2 separate regions of the Homo sapiens genome follow, and region 2 is linked to region 1. Evidence: chromatin loops called from intact Hi-C (ENCODE). Cell type or tissue: Panc1. All regions are shown on one strand. Links, peaks and the distances in the headings refer to the core of each region. The heading gives the core; the rest is flanking DNA.

Evidence for each region. Hi-C counts contacts between places; a loop is a spot of excess contacts. Peaks named below come from ENCODE experiments on the same cell type or tissue, not always from the same donor. Only the 100,000 strongest peaks of a DNase experiment are listed, where the experiment ranks them.
Region 2: a loop joins it to region 1, with 8 times the contacts of the local background. A loop is called at or near these places in 1 of 110 quality-filtered maps.

The regions. Positions count from the first base shown.
Region 1 is chr5:169,442,609-169,448,556 of GRCh38, forward strand. No RefSeq gene overlaps it. Among named protein-coding and RNA genes, the nearest start is that of SPDL1, 140 kb to the right of the region's middle. In Panc1, for the core only: no CTCF peak of the experiment used is centred there; a DNase peak (open chromatin) is centred at 2,758.
Region 2 is chr5:168,770,040-168,775,987 of GRCh38, forward strand. SLIT3 (slit guidance ligand 3) reads right to left here. Exons shown (of 36, transcript NM_003062.4): 13 at 4,196-4,339; 14 at 2,742-2,905. Among named protein-coding and RNA genes, the nearest start is that of MIR218-2, 4.8 kb to the left of the region's middle. In Panc1, for the core only: no CTCF peak of the experiment used is centred there; no DNase peak of the experiment used is centred there.

The sequences.
Region 1 (5,948 bases), core at 1,181-5,180:
TGGTGTTTAAGTTTATCCTCTTACTGTTTGGATGACAGGAACTATTTGTAAACGGAGCACCCTGCCAGTTACCAGCATTTATTTGCAGTTATATCACTAATGTTTTTGAAACTTGTGTTTATCTATAATTTGACACATCAAGAGGACTTTTGCTCTTGGCCCAAGCTCCTGCCAAAGCAAAGGGTTATGTGTTAAAGTTGCTTTCATCAGACCTTCACAGACCCAATGGCCGTCTCTCACACCTCCCTTGAATCAGGGTTACCCAAACTGAAGTTAAGAAAGCAATTGAACACATATGTGAAAAGGTGGAGAGCCCAAGTAAGAGAAAAGCGGGTAGGGGGTGGAGGGCAAGCTCCACTTGGAGTAATGTTTTAAATAAAGGGCTGTTTTCAGAGAAGCTGGCTCTGATATCCACAAAGGCAATTTGGCAGAAGACCTAGCAACTCTCATCCACCTCTGTACTGATTATGATGATTGCCCTTTGCTCTGCTTCAAAACTCAGAGGAAGCTGTGTCGGCACCCGGAGGCATCTGTTTCACTCTGCTTGCTTACCCACCATTGCAGTTAAGCCCTGGGAAATCCTATCTTGGCCGATATGTGGAGAAAAGCTCTCAGTTGGAAAGACGAATGCTTTTTGTGATGGATTTTGAAAATCACAGTACTTCATAGCTGGAAGGAGACCCTCAGAGATGATCTAGTCCAAACCCCAGCTTATCTTAATTCATGTATTCATTCAACAGATATTTGCCAAGCTGCTTCCACATGCCAGGCACCATTCAGCACGATGGAGAAATACCACAAACCGAACAGACAGACAAGGCTCTACTTTCATGCAGCAAGTAAACAAATACCATCATCTCAGGGAGTGCAAACTTCTTTGAAGAAGACAAAACAGCGTACTGTGCTAAAGAGTGATTGAAGAAGTGGTTCTTTAGATAAGAAGATGCTGAGAGGAGGCAATGTTTGTCCTGGGAATAAATGATAAGAAACTAGTCAAGCAAAGATCTCTGAGAAGGTAGACAGAAAAAACAGCAAGTTCAACTGAGATAGAGCAAGCTTGGTATGCCAGAGAGCAGAAAACTCGAGCTTATAGGGTGAGGTTGAAGAGGAGCAGGGACCAGGTATGTCCAGGGCTCACCCTGGAGCCCAGGGTGAGGGGTTTTATCTAATCCAAATAGAAGCATGAACAGTAACAGGACTCAGTGGCTGTCACACAGCAGATGCAAGCACAGGTCTCTCCACCCCTATTTGGGACTTTTCAACCAGCACATGTTGTCCCTAAAACAAAAGCTGCTATCCTTTCTCTCATATTTTCTCACCAGATTTTTGCTTCCAGGAGGCACTGCATATAGGAAAATCGGGTTTGGCACAACACAGAGGAATTAATCTATGAATATGTCACTCTCATAATGAAAATTACTCTTGATTAAAATGATCTCTGAGCCTGAGTTGTTTTATGTTTGTGATGGTTAATATTGAGTGTCAACTTGATTGGATCCAGTGATCAACAAGTAGCAAACAGATTGGACTTATTGGTGAGACATTTGTGTGCCAGGGGATGGGAGATAAATCCAACTAAAATTCAGGGACCTTCTACCTCAGTCAAATTTCTAGTGGTCCAATGGTGTGGGGCATGCCGAGATATGCCTTCTAAGGAGAAGGATAAGTTGCTGCATTTGGCCCCTCCTACAACCAAGAAAGAGGCTCAATGTCTAGTGGGCCTATTTGGATTTTGGAGGCAACACATTCCTCATTTGGGTGTGTTATTCCAGCCCATTTGTTGAGTGACCCAAAAGGCTGCCAGTTTTGAGTGGGGTCCAGAAAACGAGAGGGCTCTGAAACAGGTCCGGGCTTCTGTGCAACCTGCTCTGCCCCTTGGGCCATATGACCCAGCAGATCCAATGGTGCTTGAGGTGTCAGTGGCAGATAGGGATGCTGTTTGGAGCCTTTTACAGGCCCCCACAGGTGAATCACAGTGGAGGCCTCTAGGATTTTGGAGCAAGGCCCTGCCATCTTCTGCAGATAACTACTCTCCTTTTGAAAGACAGCTCTTGGCCTGTTACTGGGCTTTGGTAGAAAAACTGAACATTTGACTATGGGTCATTAAGCCACCATGCGACCTGGACTGCCTATCATGAACTGGGTGCTTTCTGACCCATCTAGCCATAAAGTGGGTCATGACAGCAGCATTCCATCATCAAATGGAAGTGGTATATACGTGATCGGGCTCAAGCAGGACCTGAAGGCACAAGTAAGTTACATGAGGAAGTGGCTCAAATGCCCATGGTTTCCACTCCTGCCACCCTGCCTTCTCTCCCCCAGCCTGCACCAGTGGCCTGTGGGGAGTTCCCTATGATCAGCTGACAGACGAAGAGGAGACCAGGCCTTGGTTCACAGATGGTTCTGAACGATATGCAGGCGCCACCTGCAAGTGGACAGCTGCAGCACTACAGCCCCTTTCTAGGACATCCCTGAAGGACAGTGGTGAAGGGAAATCTTCCCAGTGGGCAGAACTTTGAGCAGTGCACCTGGTTGTGCACTTTGCAAGGAAGGAGAAATGGCCAGATGTGCAATTATATACTGATTCATGGGCTATAGCCAATGGTTTGGCTGGATGGTCAGGGACTTGCAAGAAGCATGATAGGAAAATAGGTGACAATGAAATTTGGGGAAGAGGTATGTGACCTCTCTGAGTGGTCAAAAGTTGTAAAGATATTTGTATCCCATGTGAGTGCTCAGCAAAGGATGACCTCAGCAGAGGAGGATTTTAATGATCAAATGGATAGGATGACCCATTCTGTAAACAGCACTCAGCCTCTTTCCCCAGCCACCCCGGTCATTGCCCAATAGGCCCATGAATAAAGTGGCCCTGGTGGCAGGGATGGAGGTTATGCATAGGCTCAGCAACATGGGCATCCATTCACCAAGGCTGACCTGGCTACAGCCACCACTGACTGCCCAATTTGCCAGCGCCAGAGACCAACACTGAGCCCTCGATATGATACCATTTCTTGGGGTGATCAGCCAGCTACTTGGTGGCTGATTGACCCAGACTATCAAGGTGAAATCAGTCCATTACTCCACAATGGAGGTAAGGAAGAGTACATGTGGAATACAGGAGATCCCTTAGGGCATCTCAGTATTACCAGGCCTTTGATTAAGGTCAATAGGAAACTACAACAACCCAATTCAGGGAGGACTACAAATGGCCCAGACCCTTCAGGAATGAAGGTTTGGGTCACTCCACCAGGTAAAAAACCATGACCCACTGAGGTGCTTGCTGAAGGGAAAGGAAATACAGAATGTGTAGTAGAAGAAGGCAGTTATCAATACCAGCTACAACCACGTGACCAGTTGCAAAAACGAGGACTGAAATTGTCATGAGTATTTCCTTATTTTGTTAAGAACATCTGTGCATGTATACACTTGTACTAAGAAAATATTTTCATTTTATTTCCTTTATTTTTCCTGTATCATGGGACATAAGATTTATCGACTTTATATCAGCATTTAAGAGTTGTTAACTTTATGTAACACTATTCAGATTAAGGATTAGTGCACTTCCAGTTGTAGGAAGGATAGCTGCATTATGTTGTGCATAATTGCGACCTTATTATTGTCTTTATTTGACAATTATGTGTGATTTCAGGGGATGTGTAATGTGTTCAGGTTGACAAAGGGTGGACTTGTGATGGTTAATATTGATTTTCAACTTGATTGGATCAAAGGATGCAAAGTATTGTTCCTGGGTGTATCTGTGAGGGTGTTGCCAAAGGAGATTAACATTTGAGTCAGTGGACTGGGAGAGGCAGACCCACCTCAATCTCGGTGGGTACCATCTAATCAGCTGCCAGTAAATCCAAGATAAAGCAGGCAGAAGAAAGTGGAATGAAGACTTGCTGGGTTTTCCAGCCTTCATCTTTTCTCTCATGCTGGGTGCTTCCTGCCCACAAACACCAGACTCCAAGTTCTTCAGCTTTTGGACACTTGGACTTACACCAGTGGTTTGCCAGGGGCCTTCAGGCCTTCGGCCACAGACTGAAGGCTGCACTGTTGGCTTCCCTACTTTTGAGGTCTTGGAACTTGGACCAGCTTCTCTGCTCCTCAGGTTGCAGATGGCCTATTGAGGGAGTTCACCTTGTGATCATCAAAGTCAAAACTCCTTAGTAAACTCTCCTTCATATATACATCTGTCCTACTAGTTCTGACCCTTTAGGGAACCCTGACTCATACAGTGTTGTTGTTTCTCCATGTGCTTTTCAGCATTTCCCATTCTCTCTGATCCAGGTTAATAGGAGAAGAAAATTCCCATATCCAGCATTTCCCAAACTTCACTAATTTCTTGATTAACTTTAGAGATTTTGCCATATCTGTGGCTCATATTTACTATTTTTTCACCTTTTGTTTTTTGTAAGAGACAAGGCCTCATTCTGTTGCCCAGGCTGGAGTGCAATGGCATGATCATAGCTCAATGCAGCCTCAAACTCCTGAGCTCAAGCAATACCCTTGTCTTAGCCTCCCAAGTAGCTGAGACTACAGGCACATGCCATCATGCCCAGCTAATTTTGTATTTCTTTGTAGAGATGGAGTCTCACTATGTTGCCCAGGCTGGTCTCAAACTCCTGGCCTCAAGCAATCCTCCTCCCTCATCCTCCCAAAGTGATGGGAGTACAGGTGCGATCCACTGCACTGGGTCCTTTTTTACTGAATATTTTTATTTAAACTGACTTATTATTTTAAAATTATTTCTACCTGCCCCAATTGACAGCACTCATAAAATTATGTTTGATATGCTAACCAGATTGTTTTTATTTTATTGCATTGTAAAGTAAACACAATATTATAGTTTAAAAGTTTTGACCTTTGTACCACCTAACATCATACCCCAGGGGCATAGTTTTCAGGGGAAAACCCCACTTCTTATACCTAATAGAGGGCATGCTCTCTAAGAAGGTAGGGAAGTAAGATTCCCTTTCTGCTTCTCTCTTTTATTTTTTGCTTCTATTGTAAACATTTAAGCCAACTTCCAATTGCTGCTCTTATTTCAAGTATAGAATGTACAAAATCCAGCCTGGGCAACATGGTGAAACCGCATCTCTACAAAAAATAAGAAAACTAGCTGGGCATGGTGGCACACCTGTAGTCCCAGCTACTCAGGAGGGGAGACTGAGATAGGAGGATCACCTGAGCCCAAGGAGGTCAAGGCTGCAGTGAGCCATGATTGTGCCACTGTACTCCAGCCTGAGCGACAGAATGATACTCTGTCTAAAAAATAATATAAAAAAAGGAATATGCAAAATCACCAGAACATCTAATTTCTGAAAAGCGTAAGTAACCATGAACTCTTCAACTTCCCTGGAAAGTGCCACCTGTAAGTGACTACTGTAAGTAGCATGGGAGAAGAGCAGACAGAATTCTCTCTGGACAGCCATCACCAAATGGCAGAGGCATGCATGTGCCACTGAGCAACAATAGCCAACATTCAACAAAACCAAGCACATTTAAAAAAATCTTTAGTGTGAAAATTCAAACATTTACAAAGGTAAAGAGAACAGTATCTCATGGACCCATCACCTGCTTTTGGCCAATGTTGTTTCATCTATACTCACACCCACTTCTCCCTCCCCAGTGTGTTACTGAGAGGCAAAATCACAAACACGGTTTCATTTCACCTGTAAGGATTTCAGTACGTGTCTTTAGAAGGAGTTTTATTTTGACTATGATCATAGTACCAGTAGGTCACAACAAAACTAAAAATGCTTTAGTATCATAAAATAATTAGTGTTCAAAACATAATTTTTTACCATTGTTTTGTTCAAATCAGGATCCAAATAAGATTCACATAACCTATTTGATTAGTATCTTCATAAGTAATTTGTAATCCATTGTTCCCCCCCTCAACTTTTTCTTTTAATTTATTTGTGAAAGAAACTTGCCCTTTCTTTGTC
Region 2 (5,948 bases), core at 920-4,919, 670 kb before region 1:
CACACAAAGCGGGGAGGCATGAAGGAAGACAGACAGCACCCTGCAACTGCCAAGTGCTCCCAGGGATGGGCTTGGGGTCCCAGGCAGCCAGACGGAGCCTTTTCAGGAGGACTTAATCTGATGGTCAGATTACCCCAGCCGGCAGCATCCAACCCTAAACTGATCTTGCTGCCCAAGGCGGCGGATGCAGCTGATAGAGAGAGGCAGACACAGGCAGCTGGGAAACCAGACGCCCTGCCTAAGGAGGGGCAGGATGTGTTACGGAGCAGCCCTCAAATTGCCTCCTAATTACATCAGCTGTCTTTTCAATGGGGGTGCTTTTAGGAAAAAGTAAAACGCAGAGTTATTATCTGTCACATCCAGTCTGTGTCACCTGCCCCCCTTCTTTCTTCTGGAGCTTCCTGGAAACACAGAGCTTTACATCTATGGTTTTTCTTTCCCTCCAAGGCCAAGGCAGGTCTGGAACCCCATGTTTCTCAAAGCCAAGGCCTTTGGAGCTCAGCAGTCATGCTTTCTTTGCAATGACATAAAATAAAAGCAAATAGAGTGCTACGTGTCAGTCTCATGCTAGCTCCAAACATCTCTACTTTTTAGGAATAATCTTTCGCTTAGCATTGTTTTTTTTTTTAAAAAAGGTATCTTAGAGTCAATCCAAGAACCTGGCTCCTTCTCCCTGTTTCTTTTTTAAAATGTTCAGCTTCCCCTCCCCCACATAGGAAAAGCAGCCAGGATCCTGCAGATCTACAGGTAGGACGATAGTGGCAGAGCTAGAGTTAGAACTAAGCTCTACTGCTTCCTAGGTCCACTTTCCATTTTCCTTTTCTCCTACTTAGTTCTTTCTATAGCCCCACCCCCACCTTGCCACCCCCAACCACAGTCATGCCCAGAAAATTGCCAAGACTGTGTTCCTGGGGAGATACCAGTCCTTGGATCCTGCACTCTTTCCCTGCTGTGCCACGCAGGGCCGCCACATCCATTTGGGGTCCAAAGTACTAACAGGATACTTATGAGACCAAAGGGTCAAGGTTGGCAGATAATACCCTGCCCTCCTCTGGCTCTCACTGTCCTTCTTTTTGGGTACCACTGTTTGGCAGAGCTAATTAACTCAGCCCTGGCCAGACAGGGGTAGGAATAGAGGCCAAGGTTGGCGTGAGTCATGAGGAAAGGTGCTGGGGATAGGACGATTGTGCTTTGGGTGAGATTTTCTTTCCAGAGATGTTGCCAGGCCCAGGAAGGAACCTGAGGACAGTGTTCAGGGAGCGGGTAGGGGTGGGAGCATGAGACCAGGGAAGGAGGTCATCCAAGCAGCTGATTGTCATCCCCAAATATTCCTTCTCTCCCAGATGCTGTGTGGTGTGAGGACCAAAATGAACCTGAGGTTTAGTCCTGCCTCCGCTGTTTGCTGGCTTGTGAACTTGGAGTGCCCCTTCACCTCTAAGTCCTCAGTTCCCTCTCCTATAGAGCAAAGGGCTCTCCTACTGACTTCCCAGGACCATTGGAAGAAGCAAATCAGACTAGAAGCCTCCAGTACCACGCTCATCGCAGGTGAAAGATGGCTGTTGTAACTGACATCATTATTCTAGGGAAGGGAAGTCGGTACCAACTTTTCACAGTGCCACAAAGTCTCTGTATTATCTCCAAGCCCTCCCAAGGTATTAGTTTCTGTTAAAAAAATTTAAAGAGCTAAAGCTTATCATTCTGGAGACATGGACTAAAGAATTTGACTTAAAGGACAAGAAGATGTTGTAAGAAGCACAAGTCTGCCTGGGAGTAACCTCTCCCCACGCTGGCATTCTCCCCGGGAAGACTCGCCTGCATCAGAAGCTCCTGGGCAAGGGGAGAAGCACTGCTCTTGCTGCTGCACACACCGTGAGGGTTGGCTGCAACCCGCCTGGGCACTTCATGCTATCAGTCTTTCACCATTGGGGGCACAATGCAGTTTGGTGATTTTTTTTCCAGTAGAAAAGAACACAAATGATAGTAATTTTTAACTGCCTGTTCATGTAGCTGTCGGGTCAAGGAGAGCTACTTCTCTTTCCAAGATAGGCTGAGAATTCCCCTGCTGTTTTCCCCCATGTCCTTCCTGGGTGCAGTGAGAAGGAAGCTTTCTAGAGAGATCCTGGGCACAGAAGAACGAGGCTTTGTTTCTTCCCAAGCACGACTCTTTACTGTTCTCTCCGTACTCAGAACACAGTAATCAGGGATGGAGGAGCTAAGCTAGTGAAAGTGTTTTTCGTGAACATGTGGAACCTATAACATACTGTGGTCAAAGGGCTGTACCATGGTCTGTCTCCGAAGGGAGTGGGAGGTCCCCAAGATTACACACCGTCTGTAGCCTCGCCTGAGCTATATGTATTTCTCTACTTGCCCTTTGGGGAGCACACTTTGGAAACGAAAAATATAAATCTTAGCCTGTAACAGGCACATGTGCAAAGGCCGCCCCAGCCCCACCTTCTCCTTAGCTCTTGGAGACACGCTGCTGCCTGGGTCCTGTCTCCCCTGCAACCGTCTCCTCCTCCCCATGCTTTTATTGTGTGTGTGTGTGTGTGTGTGTGTTTTATTTTAAATCCATAAGGTAACTGGTTTTCTGCAGGGCTAACTGAATTTCCCCAATTTAATTTGCAAAGATGCTCCCCAGGAGCCATTACAGTGCTCGCTGTCCTCCAGATTGGATTATTGGCCTCTCTGGGGCTGCTGCATTCTGAGTCAGAAAGCGGGGCCCAGCCCCGTAACCTGATTACCTGAGCAGCGGAACTTCTTGCTCTTGATCTGGCTGATGCGCTTGTTGGCGAGTCGGCGCGGGCTGCTGCAGCGGGCCCCGCTTGTCTCGATGGGGTTGTCCTGGAGGTAGTCGGCCAGCCACTTCAAGTGGCAGTCGCACACAAATGGGTTTTGGGCTAAGTGGCTGCGAGAGGGATGGGGCCGTTAATCAGGAGTGACCCACGGCGTCTTGCTCCACCACCACCACCCTGCCTCGCGCTGGGCCCTGGCAATCCACTGCAAGGACTGGCCTCCTGCCTCATCGCCCCAGGAAGCCTTAGGGGGTGCTACTTTCAGACAGGGCTCAAAGAGGGGGTCTGAGGCCTGCTGTCTGCAAAAGACAGTCACAGATGCAGCTAGCATCTGGTCTGGGGAATCGGTCTCCCAGCTCTTCCCACTTGGGGCAAGACCCACCACCGATTGCTTCTACTCTCACCCACGCCAATTCTGACAGACAAACCCAGTCATGGTTTGCACTTGGGGTAGAATGCATTTTATTTCTCTAAGCTCAGTGACACTAGGCACATAAAGCAGCTGGCACGGCGCCTGGCATATGGTGGGTGTTCCATATATAGTAGCGGGTATTGTTGTAATTATCCTTATCATCATAAGAGCACCATGGGTCTTGCTTCCCCTGCCTCAGTAAGAAAAACTGTGAAGCACCGAACACAGTGTTTGGCACGTGGTCGGCGTCAATATATAGCAGCTGCTCCTACTGTGTCTTGGTTCCTGTCTCTGGCTACAGAGGCAACAAGCACCAGATGACTTACAGGGTCTCCAGAAGCCCCGAGGCTAATTGCAGACCTGGGCATGGGGCTGAGGTCTATGCCTGAGACTGGAGCCATCAAAAAATGGGCTGAAATCTGTACTTGGAGGTCATCTATTTAAGTGAAATATTTATGAATACCTGTAGTGCATGGAAGTGAGGATATACTTCCCATAGAGGAAGAGTGCCCACCTCAGATGCTTGGTTTTGCAGGGTGGAGGGGGTTAAGCGGGGGCAGGAGTGGGCTATCTGCAGAAATGGAGTCTGCTCAGAATACAGTGACCACAGGGGTTATGAGGGTAGCTCAGGACCTCCTCTGCCTGGATTCAAAACCTGCTCCTTACTAGCTGTGTGACCCTGAGGAAGTTACCTAACCATTCTATGCCTTGGTTTCCTTATGTAGAAAGAAGAGATAGTAACAGCACCAAGTAGGGTCACTGTGAGGCTTAAGGGTTTTAAGACAGGGTAAGTACTCCATGTGGTGTCAAGCACAGTGTAAGTGCTTGGTACTGATAAGCTATTCCGATTTTTATTATTCTAGCTTCCCTGCAGGCTCTAGAACTCCTCCTGGATGTGCTCGTGCTGCCCTCATTTGGGTGTTTTTCATGATGGGCATTTGGGGTCTCCTGCTGCTTGGGCACCCACTGGCACCCGAGGCAGTGTACTCACAGTGTCTGGATGGACTGCAGAGGGGCGAAGAGCCCCTTGCTGATGGTCTGCAGCTTGTTGTCATACAGGGAGAGCAAGTTGAGGTTCTGCAGGTCCTGAAACGTGTTCACCCGCAGGCAGTTGATCTTGTTGGCATTGAGGAGGCTGCAAACAGAAGAGAGCCTGGTTGATTCACTAATCCTGGTAATTACCTGCGGGGCAAGGGTTGCACCTGCAGGGGATGGGCTGCAAAGCTCCCATCACTCATCCTTGCAGCCTTGAGCTCCTGCTGCAGAACAGAAAAAGAGAGAGACCTGCCTTCCTGTGTCTACCGAAACCCCAAACACTTCTGGGCACCTGCACACACTGTCACTACAGACACTATGCCATACACTGCTCTCACTTGGCACCTTCTCTTGCACCCATGGCCTTGAAGGAAGACCTGAAAAGGCACCCTAAGTGCTTCACTTTCTGTTTTAGGATTCAGAGCTTCCAGGAATTGGAAAGGAAAAAAAATCATTTGGCATAATTGTTTTAGAGCTTTAGTTGACTGACTACGGGCAATTTGATTCAGAAAATTCCTTACAGTTCTTTTGGATCACTGATCCTACTGGAAATCTGATGAAAGTTATATGTCATCCTCCTGGAAAAACTGCATCTATGTGTAGGCAGGCACATGTGCATACATATGGATTCTCTGTCATACACACATGTGCACACCCACAGAGAGCACAGAGCCCCATGTGGTTTGACCTTGGCCCTTTCGCCAACCTCATCCTAACCCCACTCACCCCAAACTCACTACCCTTGAGTCCCACCACTGCATTTTTTTTTTTTTTTTGAGATGGAGTCTTGCTCTTGTCGCCCAGGCTGGAGTTCAATGGCGTGATCTCGGCTCACTGCAACCTCCGCCTCTTGGGTTCAAGCAATTCTCCTGGCTCAGGCTCCTGAGGAGCTGGGATTACAGGTGTGCACCACCACGCCCAGCTAATTTTTGTATTTTTAGTAGAGACGGGGTTTCACCATGTTGGCCAGGCTGGTCTCGAACTCCTGACCCCAGGTGACCTGCCTGCCTTGGCCTCCAAAGTGCTGGGATTACAGGTGTGAGCCACCACGCCCGGCCTACCACTGCATTTTCATTCCTCAGACACACCAGATTTTTCCCTAGGACCTTTGAACACCCTCTTTACCTTCTTTCAGCAGGGCTGCCTTCTTTTCCTGCTTTCCACTGTAGCTCAAATGTCCGCTCCTCAGAGAGGCCGGCCCTGACCCCCTCATCTACAATGGGACCCTCACTCCATTATCGTCTCTCACACCCCCGTTTATTTCCCTCCTGGCACTCATCGCAATTTGTGATTATAGGATATCTACCATTGGCCTTCCACACAGGATTAGGAGCTCTATAATGGCACCAATGACAGCCATTTTATTCCTCCCTTTCTTCTCAGTGCTTATTCTTTATTAAGATGTATAATAACTCCATATGCAGCTTCAAGGGTCTCACTTCTCTAAGGCGGCACCCATCCCTCACCCCTTCCAGGGTCAGCCTTCCTATCCATGAGGAAGCTGTTTTTAGCTCTTCAGACTCCCTAAAAAATCATCATAGGAAGCTACCCTTTGGGTGGAAGTCTGGGAAAGCAGAGGATGCCACGAGGGTGACAGGCAGTTTTCCAGAGCAGGGCTGGCAAGTCAAGCACATTGAGATCCTAAGAATTACCTTTACTGATCCTAGACTGACTAGACATGCCTTGTAGTCAATGTAAAATCATTTCTT